Linked DNA regions of Homo sapiens: region 1 is linked to region 2. A link is a contact called in ENCODE Hi-C or POLR2A ChIA-PET data. All regions are on one chromosome and are shown on one strand. Each heading gives the region's core, a stretch centred on a gene start or an enhancer-like site at or near the end of the contact. The rest is flanking DNA. Distances are from core to core; before and after follow the strand shown. Region 1 has its middle 20 kb from the start of HLA-DQB1. Region 2 has its middle 34 kb from the start of HLA-DRA.

What was found. Hi-C counts contacts between places; a loop is a spot of excess contacts on that map. ChIA-PET counts read pairs that join two places held with the same protein, here RNA polymerase II (POLR2A). Pooled maps may share reads with other maps.
Region 1: a loop to region 2 is called in a pooled map, with 2.5 times the contacts of the local background. The contact joins two enhancer-like sites. A Hi-C loop is called at or near these places in 2 of 37 single-sample maps with no recorded cell type and 6 of 50 pooled maps. POLR2A ChIA-PET finds 5 or more read pairs at or near these places in 3 of 52 experiments (GM12878, activated B cell and activated T-cell).

Annotation. Positions count from the first base shown.
Region 1 is chr6:32,684,506-32,687,946 of GRCh38, reverse strand. No RefSeq gene overlaps it. Among named protein-coding and RNA genes, the nearest start is that of HLA-DQB1, 20 kb to the right of the region's middle. Within about 2 kb of position 2,191, at least 3 of the 41 ENCODE cell types and tissues checked have a DNase peak (open chromatin) inside an H3K27ac peak, as active enhancers do.
Region 2 is chr6:32,472,326-32,475,636 of GRCh38, reverse strand. No RefSeq gene overlaps it. Among named protein-coding and RNA genes, the nearest start is that of HLA-DRA, 34 kb to the right of the region's middle. Within about 2 kb of position 2,061, at least 8 of the 41 ENCODE cell types and tissues checked have a DNase peak (open chromatin) inside an H3K27ac peak, as active enhancers do.

The DNA.
Region 1 (3,441 bases), core at 942-3,441, 210 kb before region 2:
ATGAATTCTGCCAACAGGCAGTGAGCTTGGAAGAGGACCCCAAACTCAGATGAGAATTACAATGTCTCTGTGACTTGAGTCTTGTGACATCCTAAGCAGAAAGCCCAGGTGAGCTCTGCCTAGACTTCTGACTTAGAAAGCTGATGTAATAAATGGGTTTTGTTCTAAGCTTCTGCATTTGTACTAATTTTCTGTGACAGTGGCTAGAAAACTAATACAATATATTTTGCTCATTTAAGGTTCACGTACTGCACTATAAGCACTTTCTTTTAATATAGCGCAATGCTTAAAAATTGATATACATTTCACATATTAACTCTTGATTTTTCATTTAAGTTGTGGTTGTATTTATGATGATTTAAAAATATAGTCTAACAATATTTTTCTATATGGTTTCTTTCTTTTGTTTTATTTAAATCATTCCAACACTTTTTAATAAAATAAATATTAACATGTATCTTTTTCTGTATTTTGAGTTCCTTCTTGATTTACATTTAAACTTTTAATCTAACTCAATATCATCTCTGTATGTGTGTATGTATGAGCTCTTTTTATTTTCCTACTAAATAACCAATAGACCCAACATCATTTTTAGTAAATTTCCCTCATTCCACTGAATAAAAAGTCCACTTTTATTATGTACTACATTTTTAAAAATTTATCCAACATAAATTCAGGATAACTTGTTCTGTTCTTGAAAGCAGTTCTAATGTGGCATTCTTTAACAAGCAAGAGTAAACTTCCCAGTGCACCATTTAAAACACTCCAAACCATTATTGCAATCTCTTGAAAAACATTGAATTAGAATTGTGTTTCTAATACCAAGGAAAATGATTTAAAATTCTCTTAAAATAACTTTTTCTTCTAAAAATTTCACCTGAGAATGTCTTCACCCACCAGAATTTCCTCACCACTACGCTGCTTTCTCTTCCATTCCACATAGGTGCCATGTTGTTCAAGTATATTGCAAAAACTTGCCTCCTAACCCCTTATATCTCACGGACTTCCAATCCTCATCAGCTACAGTCCTTTACCCCACAAACCTGGATTGACTCCAAAAGAGTGAAATGGGTTCTTCTGTGCCTCAAAGAAATGAAGAATATAAACTATAACACTGGAAGCTTCTTCGAAATATGTTTATGTCCCATCCCAAAATTTTCTCAAAAGTTTAGTAACTTCTAGAAATAAAATACGGTAGCCCCACCTTATCCATGGTTTCACTTTCCATAGTTTCAGTTATCTGTGGTTAATCACAGTTTGAAAATAGGGGTGTATAGTACAGTAAGACATTTTGAGAAAGAGAGGGGACCCCATTTACTTAAGTTTTATTACCGTATATTGTTAAAATTGTTCTATTTTATTATTAGTTTTTGTTTATCTATGACTGTGAATAATTTATAAATTACACTTTATCATAGGTTTGTATGTGTATGAAAACATAGTACGTATAGGGTTTGGTACAATCCGTGGCTTCAGGCATCTACTGTGGGATCTTGCAGTGTATCCCCCATGAATAAGGGGAGACTACTATAAATACAATTTCGATCTCGTTAATCATAACATAAATTTGGATCTGCTTCTGTGCAGTCAATGTTGTTCCACAGTTGACTTTTTTTTTTAGTGGCAGTAGAAACATGTTTTAATTGTTTAGCTTTATAATTATTTGTAAGCATCTACTAGAGCAACACCCCCTCATTTTTATCAATAGCTATTTTTATATTTATTATTCTTGAAAAAAATTAGAAACATTTTGTTAACAAAACTATCTTATTGATATTTAGATTAAAGCATCACAAAGTCTATGTATTTTGTTTGGAAAATTGACACAAATTGTCTTGTTCAAGAATGTGGTACTTTTATTTATCAAACTTTTCTTCAGTAAACTTCTTCTATTCTTTTCTGTGGATTGCACACATGACTAGTAGACGCTTTGATATTTTCTATGTTTATTGCTCTTTTAAGTGATTTTTTTTTTTTCTGTAACAGACTTACTGGCTCAGTCAGCCAGAGACAAATGATGCTGCTTCACTTCTTCTCATTGGCTGGCAAGGAAAGTACTTAGTGGTTTAACTCAAGCACAACTTCTGTGAATCTTTTTTTTTTTTTTTTTTTTAAAGCAGCATCCCGTATTTGGTTACACTCTGGTCTAGTAACCACTTCCTTTGGGCAAGACAACCTTCTCCACCTGCAAGAGCCAGGCATGTGATTAAAAAAATTTCCTTTGTGGTCACTTAGTTATTATTCTTCTTGCTTTGAGTGTTTGGTTGCTAGTTTCATGTACACACTTTCCACTAAAGCTGTTCTTTACAACTTGTTATAGTAAGTTTTGATTCACAGAATATTTTAGGCTCATCTACAATATAATAATTTCCCACAAATGTAAAGAATATAAGTTTGTACAGTTCTAAATATCAGTAAAACAGCATGGAGCAGAGTGCTCGTATTTAACTTCAAAAAAGGTAGTATTTCCATAGGTGCTTTCAGGATAATAAAAATTGATTTGATTGATATAGACTTATGGGACAATATGTGAGAATCAGGCTCTGCTCTAAAGGATAGGAGAAAGGCGGGCAGGGAGTACTTAATATGGTTTGAATTCCAGACACACAACCTAGTTGCCTAATTTGGCCTCATCCACCAGCTTGAATATTTTCGTGAGATTCTGTCTTACATCTCTGGTAATACTAAAACAAAAAATGAGGACCATTTCAAGTAAGTCTAGCTCAGGAGAAACCATTAAAATTGTTATATTCTCTGTTTAATTTTTTCTACAATTATTATTTCTTCTTTTTATATTAATTAGAATAGGCCAGACTGCTACAATAACTAGACTTGAAAGTGTATGAAGGCTGAAATACAGTAGAATTTTATAACTCACTAATGTAACAGTAGGAAGATACTGATGATTTGTGAGTAGCTCTTCTCAAGCTGGTGATTCAGGGATCCAAGCTGCCATACTCTAATATGGTGCCTCTCATTTTTTTTCCTGTGAAAATTAACATACTTTAATTTTTCTTCAAATAGGGAGGTCAGGAAAAGTGGCCAATTGTGATCTAGAAGATTAAGGCAAGACGGTTAGTGAAATTTACAACAGTGTCCACTACGTTGTCATTATGGCTGTAACTAATATTCATCTCCCTCCATCACAAGCCGCTCCTGATTCCCCTCATCCTCTGAATTTAGTATAGTTTGTTTTTCTGTTTGAGTGACAGAGACAACTATTCCAGAAAGGTCTATACAGTTATTTACCCTGTCCTTGCTGGATTGATTGTTTTAGTGTCTACTGATGGTCATTACCATGCATAAAAGTACTAAAAGATATCGTTGTATTTCCTCTAATTTGTTCCTGAGGCATCTCTCGTAATAATGGCTATCAACTGTAGTCCTCCTCTAATGAAGGGAAAAGTAATATGCATGGTCTCAACAACCAGGACTACAGTC
Region 2 (3,311 bases), core at 812-3,311:
TAGGCTTTAACTAAATGGAATGTCAAAATAGCTCCAGAAAAGGTAGAAACAACTTTGCCATACCATTACTTAGACAATATTGTTACTGAAAGAAGTGTACGGCCTCAAAAGTAGTTCTCCATAAAGACAGGTTACAGACTTTAGTCCAGCCGCGGTGGCTCACGCCTGTAATCCCAGCACTTTCGGAGGCCGAGGCAGGCAGACCACAAGGTCAGGAGATTGAGACCATCCTGGCGAACACGGTGAAACCCTGTTTCTACTAAAAATACAAAAAAATTAGCCGGGAGTTGTGGCGGGCGCCTGTAGTCCCAGCTACCCAGGAGGCTGAGGCAGGAGAATGGCATGAACCTGGGGGGCTGAGCTTGCAGTGAGCAGAGATCGCGCCACTGCACTCCAGCCTGGGCGACAGAACGAGTCTCCATCTCAAAACAAACAAACAAACAAACAAAAAAAAAAAAAGACAAATGAGTGCCTATGTGGTAGCATGTGAATTAATGCAGAACTTTATAAGCATAGTTGTATTCTGAAGTCCATTCTGAATCTTAGATGTTATATTTATATTAATAAAAAGCATAGTAATTATCTAAATGTATAATAATATGTTTAATATTACATAGTTACATCAACTGATGTAATTCATAGTTTTCCCTAGTGTTCTCTTTCCTGAATATTCTGAAATGTATTAGTTAGCAAAGTCGTCTTTTATCTTCCCTTATGATAAAACAAGAGAAACATAATATAAAGTGCTATAGCCTCAATCAAATGAGGAAATCATAATGGGAACCAAGAATGAGGGATTGAACACTCTTCACATAAAATATTCATTATTTTAAAACATAATGTGGCCAGGCACGATGGCTCACGCCTGTAACCCCAGCAGTTTGGGAGGCCGAGGCAGGAAGAACATGAGGTCAGGAGATCGAGACCATCTTGGCTAACACAGTGAAACCCATCTCCACTAAAAATACAAAAAATTAACCAAGCATGGTGGCAAGTGCCTGTAGTCAGAGTTACTTGGGAGGTTGAGGCAGGAGAATCTTTGAACCGAGGAGGCAGATGTTGCAGTGAGCTGAGATCGCTCCACTGCACTCCAGCCTGGGCAACAGAGACAGACTCCGTCTCAAAAAAAAAAGAGTTGTTCTATGAACAGCTAACTTTCACAGTCTTCGATCGATCTCTCAGACCCATGAATACTTGGATTGCACAGTTGACCTTATCACATTGTTAGGGTAAATGCCATACAAAGGCACCTTCAGACCCTCCATTGCACATAGGTGGCCCCTGTTAGCCCCTTGCCTGTGTGTGTTCTGGAGGGGCCACTAAACCTGGGGGCAGCATCAGGAGACACACTTGAAAAAGATATTCTTACTCAGATTAAATTATTAACAAACTTTCAATTTCCTTTAACTTATTAAAGACATCCCTACCTGTAAACAGGTACGGATTAAGCTCTCTAGTCAATAGCTGTCATTCTGTCATATTATCAGATACCCGGGGCTGCTGCTCCTTCAGGCGTCCACAGAATCACAGCATTTTCCAGTATCGAAAGACCTGAAAGATCACAGTGCCTTCATTTCAACTGTGAGACATGAAATAATTTTCCCAAATCTACAACATTAAGATATGGTGCAATAAGGACCAGTTTAAATGTCTCCGGATTTACAACCATGTTCCTTCCATCTCCTTTACTCCTAAACACACTCACACACTCACTTCTGCAAACAGTTGTCTTGTTAAGTGGGAAATGAATGCTCTTACAAGGCTCAAACTTATGAACACATCACTGACCAGCACAGAGCTGGCTCACAATCGGACCCAATTAAAGTGTTTTACATGCAACTGGATCAAATCTTTCAAGTACTAATTTAAAAACAATCCTTTAAAGAAGGAAATTCTGTTTCAGAAGAGGACCTTCATACAGCATCTCTGACCAGCAACTGATGATGCTATTGAACTCAGATGCTGATTGGTTCTCCAACACGAGATTACCCAACCCAGGAGCAAGGAAGTCAGTAACCTCCTCCCCATAATTTGGAATGTGGGTGGAGGGGTTCATAGTTCTTCCTGAGTAAGACTTGCCTCCTCCTCTGGCCCCTGGTCCTTTCCTGTTCTCCAGCATGGTGTGTGAAGCTCCCTGGAGGCTCCCGCATGGCAGCGCTGACAGTGACACTGATGGTGCTGAGCTTCCCACTGGCTTTGGCTGGGGACACCGGATATAAGTGCACATTGTGGGTGTTGAGCTACTATGGGGTGGGGAAAATAGGGAGTTTTGTTAACATTGTGCCCAGGCCATGTCCCTTAAGACTTTGTGACTTTTTGGTCAGAGATTGTGCATCTGTATTATTGGATCCCAAATTATCTCCTCCACGAAAGGAGCTTGACTACTTGCTCATGACACAGTCCATGAGACTGTGTAAGGGGCCTTCGTACAGATCATTTCTTTTCAAATCTCCACCAATAAAACCTTTGCATCACATGTCCTCAGGGTGTTTAGAGGATTTGGAAATAAGGATGCTAAAATAATTTCCCCATACGGCACTTCCCTTTATTATGTTGACTTACGTCAGACAAAATGACGTTTTTACTGAAAATTTTGTGGGAGTCAAGGGAATTCAAAGGGTCTCTTCTAGAGGATCCTGGGTTATGTCCTCCACAGGAACTTTGGTGTTGGCCCCTCTTCCTCAAATGTGAGGATGTACCAATGGCCTCCCCATTATCTCCTTTCTTTTTCTTTCTAACTCCAATGTTTATAAAGCCTATATCCCTGTAGTGTATGTAGGTTCTCTGACAGAAGTTATACTTAGTGCTCTGTCTTTCTTATGGGGAAAAATCCCTGGAACTGAAGCTAAGATCTTTAGTACTTGGAGTCACCCTACAGATAAAGAGCATCTCTGGGGTGTTCTTTCGTGCCTAAAGAACTTAAGGCATCCTCGGAAAACCTGGCCCAGCTTAGTGTTTATTACGAATCTCTTCTAACCTTTCTATAGAAATTTCTCCTACATGTCCTACATGCTCTAACTAGACATAACAAGAAGATATTCAACTAACGTAGGATAAATTATATGAAATTCTATTTTTGTAAGTCAAAAACAGTCAAATATCAGAAATTTAATAATGTTCAAACTATATACTGTGTGGGGTTATAGAGACAATGTGGACATTGTTCACATCCCATAGGGCTGAAAGTCAATGAGCAAGTCCTGGGAACTCATTGTCTTACTGGGGTCTTGTCTTAAATTTCATAGGTTCACCCATTATGCCCTCAGCTTTCCTTAATTAGCCATGTCTGCTTACCTCTTCCTCCAGTTTTT